Regions from separate parts of the Homo sapiens genome. Here region 2 is linked to region 1. Evidence: read pairs that join two places in POLR2A ChIA-PET (ENCODE). Cell type or tissue: OCI-LY7. All regions are shown on one strand. Each heading gives the region's core, and the rest is flanking DNA. Links, peaks and the distances in the headings are about the cores only. Region 1 overlaps CAMTA1 (calmodulin binding transcription activator 1). Region 2 has its middle 13 kb from the start of CAMTA1-DT.

Region 1 (4,390 bases), core at 128-4,127:
AGGCACAAGAATCGCTTGAACCTGGGAGGCGGCGGTTGCAGTGAGCTGAGATCGCGCCACTGCACTCCAGCCTGGTGAAAGATTCCGTCTCAAAAAAAAAAAAAAAAAAAAGCAGCCACCCATCCTCCCAGCCCTTAGTTTCTGGGTCTAAAGTTAGAGAAATGTTCCTCACGGTCCTTATCTTCCTGTTATTGGAAAGCCCCCATGAAGGTCTCTAAAACCTTTTGAAACTAATCTTATAGTCTTAGTTTATATCAGAATTCTGGCAAGGGGAGCCACAGGTAGCAGGAAATCCAGACCTGCTCTCCTGAGTCATTTCCCTTCTCCCACCGGGGCTGCCACTCCCACAATACATTCTGAATCACACATGAGGCCGTGCCACGGATGACTCCCCCCCTGGACATATAGGAATATCATGATGAAGTCAGAATTCTCACAGGGCCTGAGCAGCAATCCACTACCCAGGCTCCGCAGGCCTCACTGCTGCCTGCCTCACGCCTCGCTCTTTGTGCTGCCACCAGCTTCATCCCTTGCAGGTCCCTTGCTGGGATAAACATCTCACTTCCACCTTCATGGGCCTGCTCTCCTGCTCTTGGCCAAATCTTTTTGTTTCTTTTTTTTTTTTTTAAGGCAGGGTCTCGCTCTGTTGCCCAGGTTTGAGTGCAGTGGTACAATCACAACTCACTGCAGCCTCCATCTTCCGGGCTCAAGCAATCCTCCTGCCTCAGCCTCCCAAGTACCTGGGACCACAGGCATCCGCCATCACACTCAGCTAACTTTTGTATTTTCTGTAGAGACAGGGTCTTGCCATGTTGTTGCCCAGGCTGGTCTCTAACTCCTAGGCTCAAGCAATCTGCTCACCTCAGCCTCCCGAAGTGTTGAGATTACAGGCATGAGCAATTTTACCCAGACTCTTGGCCAAATATTAATTACTCCTTAGATTTAGCTCAGACATTACTTCTCCCGGAAGCCTTCTCAAACCACAATGCCCCTCTTCCCCCACTCCATCCCCAAAGCTGGTAAGTAGTAGTCACCTGTGTGCTGCTCACATCTCTCCCACCTCGCCAGTCTAGTTCATTGAAATCAGCAGTTTGCCTCCCCCCACACCCTTGAGAGCACCTTAATGGGAGAGGGAATGTCTGAATTATTCAGCTTTCTCTCCCCGGCATCTGGCCCAGTGCCTGGCACAGAGTTGCACTCAAATCCCTGTTGAATGTAGCTACATCCACCCTCCTCTACCTCCCCCACCCCAGTAAGGCCAGAGGGGCTGGCGAGATGGACCCCAGAAATAGGTGGTCTCTTGCAAACCATATATCCTATGGTTCCTTCCAAGGCCCTGCAGCCTTTTCATCTGAGAAACCCCAGCCATTTGCCTGTGCGCCCTGATGATGGGACCACCCTTCCTCTCTGCAGTACAACTTCATGGCCAGGGCCCCCAGGCTGCCAGAGCCAGCTCTCAGGTCCTGCAGCCTCGGCTCCCACAGGGGAAAAATCATTGCATTCAGATCAGCTACCGCGGCAATAGGTCAGGCTTCCAGAAGCCTCCCCCAAACGCTGATTAATGGGCAAGAGCAGCTCTTGCGCATCTCATTACGCACATAGCTGCAATGAAACCATCTTTGCTTTACAGTTTTGTGCAGGACATAAAAGTGGGAAATATCCCAGCCTTCAGAGGGAACAAGCCATGAATACTGAAGCAGCCCCAGGTTATTAATCCAGCACCATTAGTCTTAGGGAGTCACCCCAGCACTGACCCCCTAGAAGGAAATTTCTCTTGCTGTCCATTTCTCATTTCAAATTATCCATACAGCCACCATACATACCACCTGTGAATTATTTGATATTTTGGAGAGGAAAGTAAACAATATAAAAAATCAGCAGAACTTAGGGGATCATAAATTCTTAGCAAGTTATTTTCGGAGTGAGGAAAGCTGATTCATATGGCACTTTACTTCCCAAGACTAATTTAGTTTGCTTTTTTCCTTATTAATAGGAGGTAAGCACCCTGCAAAGATCACATTTTCATTCTTGGCAGCACCTGTCGAGGGGATCCCAGGCCCACAGCCCATGTTTGAAGGTTCATCCCAGAAAGGTGTCGATGGAGCAGACACGGCCCTAGAAACACATCGGGTGAACAATAACTTCAAAAACACTGGAACAGATACACACAGATGCTTTTGTTCTTAAAGGCCAGCATCACACTGCTAGTGCAGACTGATTGCAGACTGAAGAACCAAAAGTATCCTATTTACCCTATTTATTCCTTTAGGAAGACATACTAAAATACAGACAGCAGGCCAGCCCCTATCTTGCATTTTCCCCATTTTATATTTACCCAAACTAATGAGGTCTCACTGTCGCTGTTTTCCTGGTGGTTTTTTTAAGGTATCTCTTTATCTCTGGTGTTCAGTAGTTTCACCCTGATGTGCCCACACATGGATTTTTGCTTTTATTTATTCCACCTGCAATTCCATGTTCATTTTCAGTAGGAAGGCTTACGTCTGTCTTTATTCCTCCAGCCGTATTGCTTTCAAGCATGCCTCCCTCCTGTTGTCTCTGTCTTCTCCTCTGAGATGCCCATTAGATATGTGCTGGACCTTCATGTGCACATTTTCCGCCTTTACTTCCCTAAACCACAGTTCGGTGGATCTCATCAGGACCATCTTATGCTTAACTATTTGTTTCTTTCTTTCTTTCTTTCTTTTTTTTTTTTTTTTTGAGACAGAGTCTCGCTCTGTCCCCCAGGCTGCAGTGCCGTGGCGCAATCTTGGCTCACTGCAAGCTCCACCCCGCCAGATTCAAGCAATTCTCCTGCCTCAGCCTCCTGAGTAGCTGGGATTACAGGCGCCTGCCACCATGCCCGGCTAATTTTTGAATTTTTAGTAGAGACAGGGTTTCACCATGTTGGTCAGGCTGGTCTCAAACTCCTGACCTCAAGTGATCTGCCCACCTCAGCCTCCCAAAGTGCTAGGATTACAGGCGTGAGCCACCACACCTGGCCTTAACTAACTCATTCTTTAGCAAATATGTCTATTCTTTTGTTTATCCCCATCTATTAGAAGGGTTTTGGCATCTTGTTTTGTTTTCATTGCAATTATTACATGTTTTATTTCTAGAATAACTGATTCTTTTTTTAAAAAAAACCACTTGTTTCATCCCATTATCTCCTATTCAAGTCTTATGGATTTTATTTCTTGTCTCTTCAAACATTTTACACATATCTGATCTATCTAACAGCCTTCTCAGATTGCTCTGTTGTCTATAGTTTCTGAAACATAAATTCTCCTTTCACAGCATTTGTGGATTATCTCCCGTGGTGGTCAATTTGCTAGTCTGCTTTGTAATTTTTGCCTAAGGGCTTATCTACATTGGGAGTCCCCCAGTTTTTCCCCTGGGAATCTCATGTGTGCCTTGTGTTGAGGAATCATCCCCCATAACAAGTTTTACGCTTACATCTGACACAGCTTTAAGGGTACCACTAATTCGGGACCAAATTTTATGTTAGGTTCTCAGCTCGGAGTTTCTGCCCACATTGATAGTGCAGGATTTGGTCTCATATCTATATACAGCTTAGGCTTGGTATCCCTCGTTCTTGAAGGAAACTCTTAGAAGCTACGGCTTGGGGGACTGGGGTATACCGTGTTCCTGAGCCAATGGGAAGAATTTTTCTATTTTTTGATGACAGAAAAGACAGTCCCTTCTTGTTCCCAGTTTTGTACAAGAAACTTGGTTCCAGCTCCCTGGGGCCTGTGAAACCTCAGCCCTTAAGGGGTTTACTGTGGAAACTCCAGTAAGGCCACTCGACTTGCACTCTAAATTTCATCCTGGCTTCCGGCACCTGGAAATCTCCCAACCTCACCTTTGAATTCAGCTATGTTTTTGTTGCTATTATAACTAATCCAACATTTCTATGGGTTTAGAGTGAGAGAACAGAGATTCCCACATATGCATAGTTGGCATCTTGACTGGAAGTTCCACTGGAGCTCCTCCTTCCCCCAGACTCAGGGAATCATACTCTTGCCCAATATTCTCCAAGAACACGTTAAGCCCTAGACATAGGTAACCCTCCTTCAAATCCCTGAAGCATATGGCCAACCAATACCCTGCAATCAGATGGAGGTGAGGCGCTGGCAACAGAAGTCAGCCCCAGCAAGTGGGCTACACTACCTCTCTAGGATTTCAGAAGGTGCCAAGGCAATTTTGCCTGGACATTCCAAAACCCTGGAAACCAAGAACTGACCAAATTTGCCTTTTTTTAAAAGAGAGGCTTCTTTATGTCATCCTAGACTAATTAGAAGGCCAATCCAAGAGGAAACCTCACTCCTCATAGCCTCTTGATTGCACAGCTAGCCCCTACCACTGGCCCACCCAATACCCACGGCAGAGTCAT
Region 2 (4,390 bases), core at 171-4,170, 250 kb after region 1:
CCTCAGACTCCCAAGTGGCTGGGACTACAGGCGTGCACCACCACACTTGGCATACTTTTGTATTTTTTGTAAAGACAGGATTTTGCCATGTTGCTCAGGCTGATCTCGAACTCCTGGCCTCAAGCCATCCACCCACCTTGGGCTCCCAAAGTGCTGGGATTACAGGCGTGAGCCACCTCACCCAGCCTGGGAGGTGCAATTTTAAATAGGAATAGTCAGTATAAATGTCATCAAGAAATTGACATTTGAGGCCAGGCATGGTGGTTCATGCCTGTAACCCCAATGCTTTGTGAGGCTGATGGGGGAAGACCATTTGAGCCCAGGAGTTCAAGGGTATAGTGAGCTATGATTATGCCACTGCACTCTAGCCTGGCAACAGAGTGGGACCCTGTCTCAAAAAAAAAAAAAAAAACCCAAAAATGACGGGGCAGGGCTAGGCCCAGTAGTTCATGCCGTAATCCCAGCACTTTGGGGCCGAGGCAGAATAATCACTTGAGGCCATGAGTTCTAGATCAGTCTGGGCAACACAGCAAGATGTCACTACAAAAGAATATAAAAGATTAGCAAGGTGTGGTGGTGCGCACCTGTAGTCCCAGCTACTCAGGAAGCAAAGGCAGAAGGATCACTTGAAGCCAGGAGTTCGAGGGTGCAGTAAGCTATGATTGCGCCACTGCACTTCAGCCTGGGTGACAAAGCAAGACCCTGTCTCAAAAAAAAAAAAGAAGAAGAAGAAGAAAGAAATTGACATTTGAGCAGGCTGGAAGAAGGTGAAGGAGTTAGCCACGTGTATGGCACAATCTCAGCTCACTGTAACCTCTGCCTCCCAGGTTCAAGTGATCCTAGTGCGTCAGCCTCCAGAATAGCTGGGATTACAGGCACCCGCCACCACACTGGCTACTTTTTGTATTTTAGTGGAGACGGAGTTTCACCATGTTGGCCAGGCTGGTCTCGAACTCCTGACCTTAGGTGATCCACCCGCCTCAGCCTCCCAAAGTGCTGGGATTATAGGCGTGAGCCACTGCACCCAGCAAGATTTTAGAATTTTTAAAAGAGGGTTAATTTTTTGTAATTGATAAAGGGAAAAAATGTAAACAGAAAAATCTATATCATAGATTGAGTCAAAACCATCTGTTTTCCTGCCTATGACGTGTTCTTTCAAGTTCTAGGCATACTGGGATGCTGTGGGCATGAGATAAATGTTAAACCAGAAGAATGATTTTAACAATACTGATCTTTTTACCCTTTTGGAATGGAAATTGGCTCCTTTTTGATGGGAGGAGACGCCCATCTGCCTCGCTTTTCCACCCACAAAGAATCAGGCTGCCTATGTGACAATACTTAAAAGAAAAATTAAAATTTTAGTAGTAAATAGCAATTCAAAAATAGTTTTCTTGAAAGAGAATTTCCTAGCTGATGAAAGTGCTGCTCTTGAGTAGACCTGGAACTCCTGATTTCTAAAACTCTGCTGTAGTAAATGTATGAAAATGTAGTTTTGTTTCCCTGCTCTCTATCTGGAAGGGCAAAGGGGGTGCTGGGATTATTTCCATGTTAATTCAAGCAGCTGTGTAAAGCACAGCCTTAAGACTTGTGCAAAGATTCTCAAAGCACAATTTTCTTCAGTGACAAAAGATGTCTTTCTTTTTCCTCTTGTCAAACACAATCACTCCCAGATAAAGTCAATTTGCTCTTTTGCCTTCGAGTTGGGCTATTTCCTTTTGCCAGCTGACTAATGTTTTCTAGGGCAGGTTGGAATTAATCATTCAGCACCCTGAGATTTTTCAGGCCAGCCAGGGCTGAGGATTAGAAACAATAAAATTCACAGTTCGCCCTCTAACAAAAGGATCTCACACTTGGCCAGAAGTGGATCGTAGGCCTCCTTGGAAGGAACAGTACGGGAAATTTTACCAAATAGCCCAATCTTCATTCTCCAGATGTGCCAAATCTTGTTTACTTGTCACCTTCACCAGGCGTCTTGTGCTAATTTATTCCAGAAGTGGTGTGTGTTTCTCCCTTCCCCACGAGGTCTCACCATCAAGGCTGAGCACAATTCATTGTCTTATTTCTGAACCCTCTTGGGCCTCCTGGGAGCTTCACTGAAAAACGTCAAGCCCTCCCAAGCATATTTTCATTGCACCGGCTCAAAGCTCAGTGTTGATTCTCCATCCAGCCTCTTCAAGTGACCTGAAACGCCATGTTCTTTCCACCAGGGTGGTGCCTTAATTGGCCACTTTTGCAGAGCTGAGGTCGGTCTGCCTGTGCTCCAAAAAAAAAAAAACAGGTCACCTGCCCCTTTACGTCTGGAGCTTCAAGATCACAAGGCAGAATGTGGTCCCCGGCGCACACCCAGGAGCAGCAGGCTGGGACCAGCCAGTGCTTTTAGACGGGCCAGCCTGGGTGCTAGAACAGATGTCAAGGGATATTTGCTGCAAAGAGGCTCCAGAAATAACGTAAAATTGTTCTGTCCTTTTAAAAATGGAAAATGCCTTGGCAGGGTGATATATTATTTGCCTGGCTGCATTTTCTCTCTGTCTCAGTCAAGGCATGAAAAGTACTGGCACTTCTGCCTTTTCAAGCAGAGCTTGGTGTAACTGGACCACATCTAATGCCTGTACGATGCAAATGAAGATGGAAACTGTTGTTTCCTTTGATGTGTGTGACTAAATGCTCAAAGGGGATATTTTCTTTTCGAGCCTCCAGTGCATAGAGCCTCTTTAAAAATACCTGTTGGCTCCGTCTCCCCCTTGGCAACTGAAGCAATTCCTGCACTGGAGACAGCGGTTGGGTACAGTCATGATGAATGTCTTTCTCTGGGAAGAATACCCTTTCCGTGTTTGCAATGATTGTTAAAGTTCTGGAGGGAATTAAGAAGCGCGAAAGGCACGTTAATGATGGGTATCTGCAATGAGCCACTCAGACTTGCCTGAAAAAGTCCAGAGAGCACATTCTGAGAGCAAACTCAGGGAGGCGGATGAGTCACAGCTGGGATCCACAGCGGCTCCAGTACTCTCTGCAACCCAGTAGCCTAGAGGGCCTGGGAAGCCGCCGCCCAACACCCCCCAGGCATTGACCACTCAGCCTTACCCCTCATCCTCCCTGCCAAGAGGCAAAACAGTGCTAACAGCACTAGGAGAATCCGAGCTCTTCTCTGAATCTGGGTGGTCTCCGGAAGTACACATCCTAGGAAAGGAATAGTTCTGAGCGCTGTCAGAGCCCTGAGCCTCCAAACTGGCTATGCCAGGCACCTGGAACCACTTGCATACCTAGGGAAGCCTGATATGAACCCACCTCTGCCACTTTTTCTTGAATATCTTATCAAGCAAGGCAATCTACAAGAGAAGCTTGTGTTTAAAAGCAAGAACACAAAAGCAAAAAACCATTTGGAACCACCTGTAAGTCATGATTTGGATCATTAATTCATTTTATCTTTTTTTAAATTTATTTTTAGAGACAGGAGCTCACTCTGTCACCCAGGCTGGAGTGCAGTGGCGCAATCGCAGTTCACTGAAGCCTCAATCTCTGGGCACAAGTGATCCTCCAGCCTCAGCCTCCCGAGCAGCTGGGACTACAGGCGTGAGCCACTGCACCCAGCCAGTCCATTAATTTATTATTATTATTATTATTTTTTTGAGACAGAGTCTTGCTCTGTCGCCCAGGGTGGAGTGCAGTGGTGCGATCTCAGCTCACTGCAACCTCCGCCTCCCGGGTTCAAGCAATTCTCTTGCCTCAGCCTCCTGAGTAGCTGTGATTACGGGCACACCACCACTCACCATGCCTGGCTAATTTTTTTTTTTTTTTTTTTTTTTTTTTTTTTTGAGATGGAGTCTCACTCTGTCGCCCAGGCTGGAGTGCAGTGGCGCCATCTTGGCTCACTGCAAGCTCCACCTCCCAGGTTCACGCCATTCTCCTGCCTCAGCCTCCCGAGTAGCTGGGACTACAGGCGCCCGCCACCACGCCCGGCTAATTTTTTAATATTTTTAGTAGAGACAGGGTTTCACCTTGTGTTAGCCAGGATGGTCTTGATCTCCTGACCTCGTGATCCGCCCGCCTCGGCCTCCCAAAGTGCTGGGATTACAGGCATGAGCCACCGCGCCCGGCCATTTTTGTATATTTAGTAGAGATGGGGTTTCGCCATGTTGGCCAGGCTGGTCTCAAACTCCTGACCTCACGTGATCCACCTGCCTCAGCCTCCCAAAGTGCTGGGATTACAGGCATGAGCCATGGTGCCCACCCCCCATTAATTAATTTTTAATGTACCTTTTTTCTTTTTTTTGCCTGATAAATGTTTACCATATCTTACTTGGGGAGGACACTGAGGAGCCAGTCACTTTGGAGGTGGGATATTAGACAGTAGCTCCATGATGTGACTTTGTCACAGTCAATGTTGTGTGCC

Evidence for each region. Peaks named below come from ENCODE experiments on the same cell type or tissue, not always from the same donor. Only the 100,000 strongest peaks of a DNase experiment are listed, where the experiment ranks them.
Region 2: POLR2A ChIA-PET joins it to region 1 with 6 read pairs; 2 of 35 experiments call an interaction of 5 or more read pairs at or near these places.

The regions. Positions count from the first base shown.
Region 1 is chr1:7,022,357-7,026,746 of GRCh38, reverse strand. The region is part of intron 3 of CAMTA1 (calmodulin binding transcription activator 1); the gene reads right to left. Among named protein-coding and RNA genes, the nearest start is that of CAMTA1-AS3, 10 kb to the right of the region's middle. RefSeq lists an enhancer at 1-807. In OCI-LY7, for the core only: no CTCF peak of the experiment used is centred there; no DNase peak of the experiment used is centred there.
Region 2 is chr1:6,769,516-6,773,905 of GRCh38, reverse strand. No RefSeq gene overlaps it. Among named protein-coding and RNA genes, the nearest start is that of CAMTA1-DT, 13 kb to the left of the region's middle. In OCI-LY7, for the core only: no CTCF peak of the experiment used is centred there; DNase peaks (open chromatin) are centred at 2,205 and 2,595; H3K4me3 peaks cover 1,268 bases; H3K27ac peaks cover 873 bases.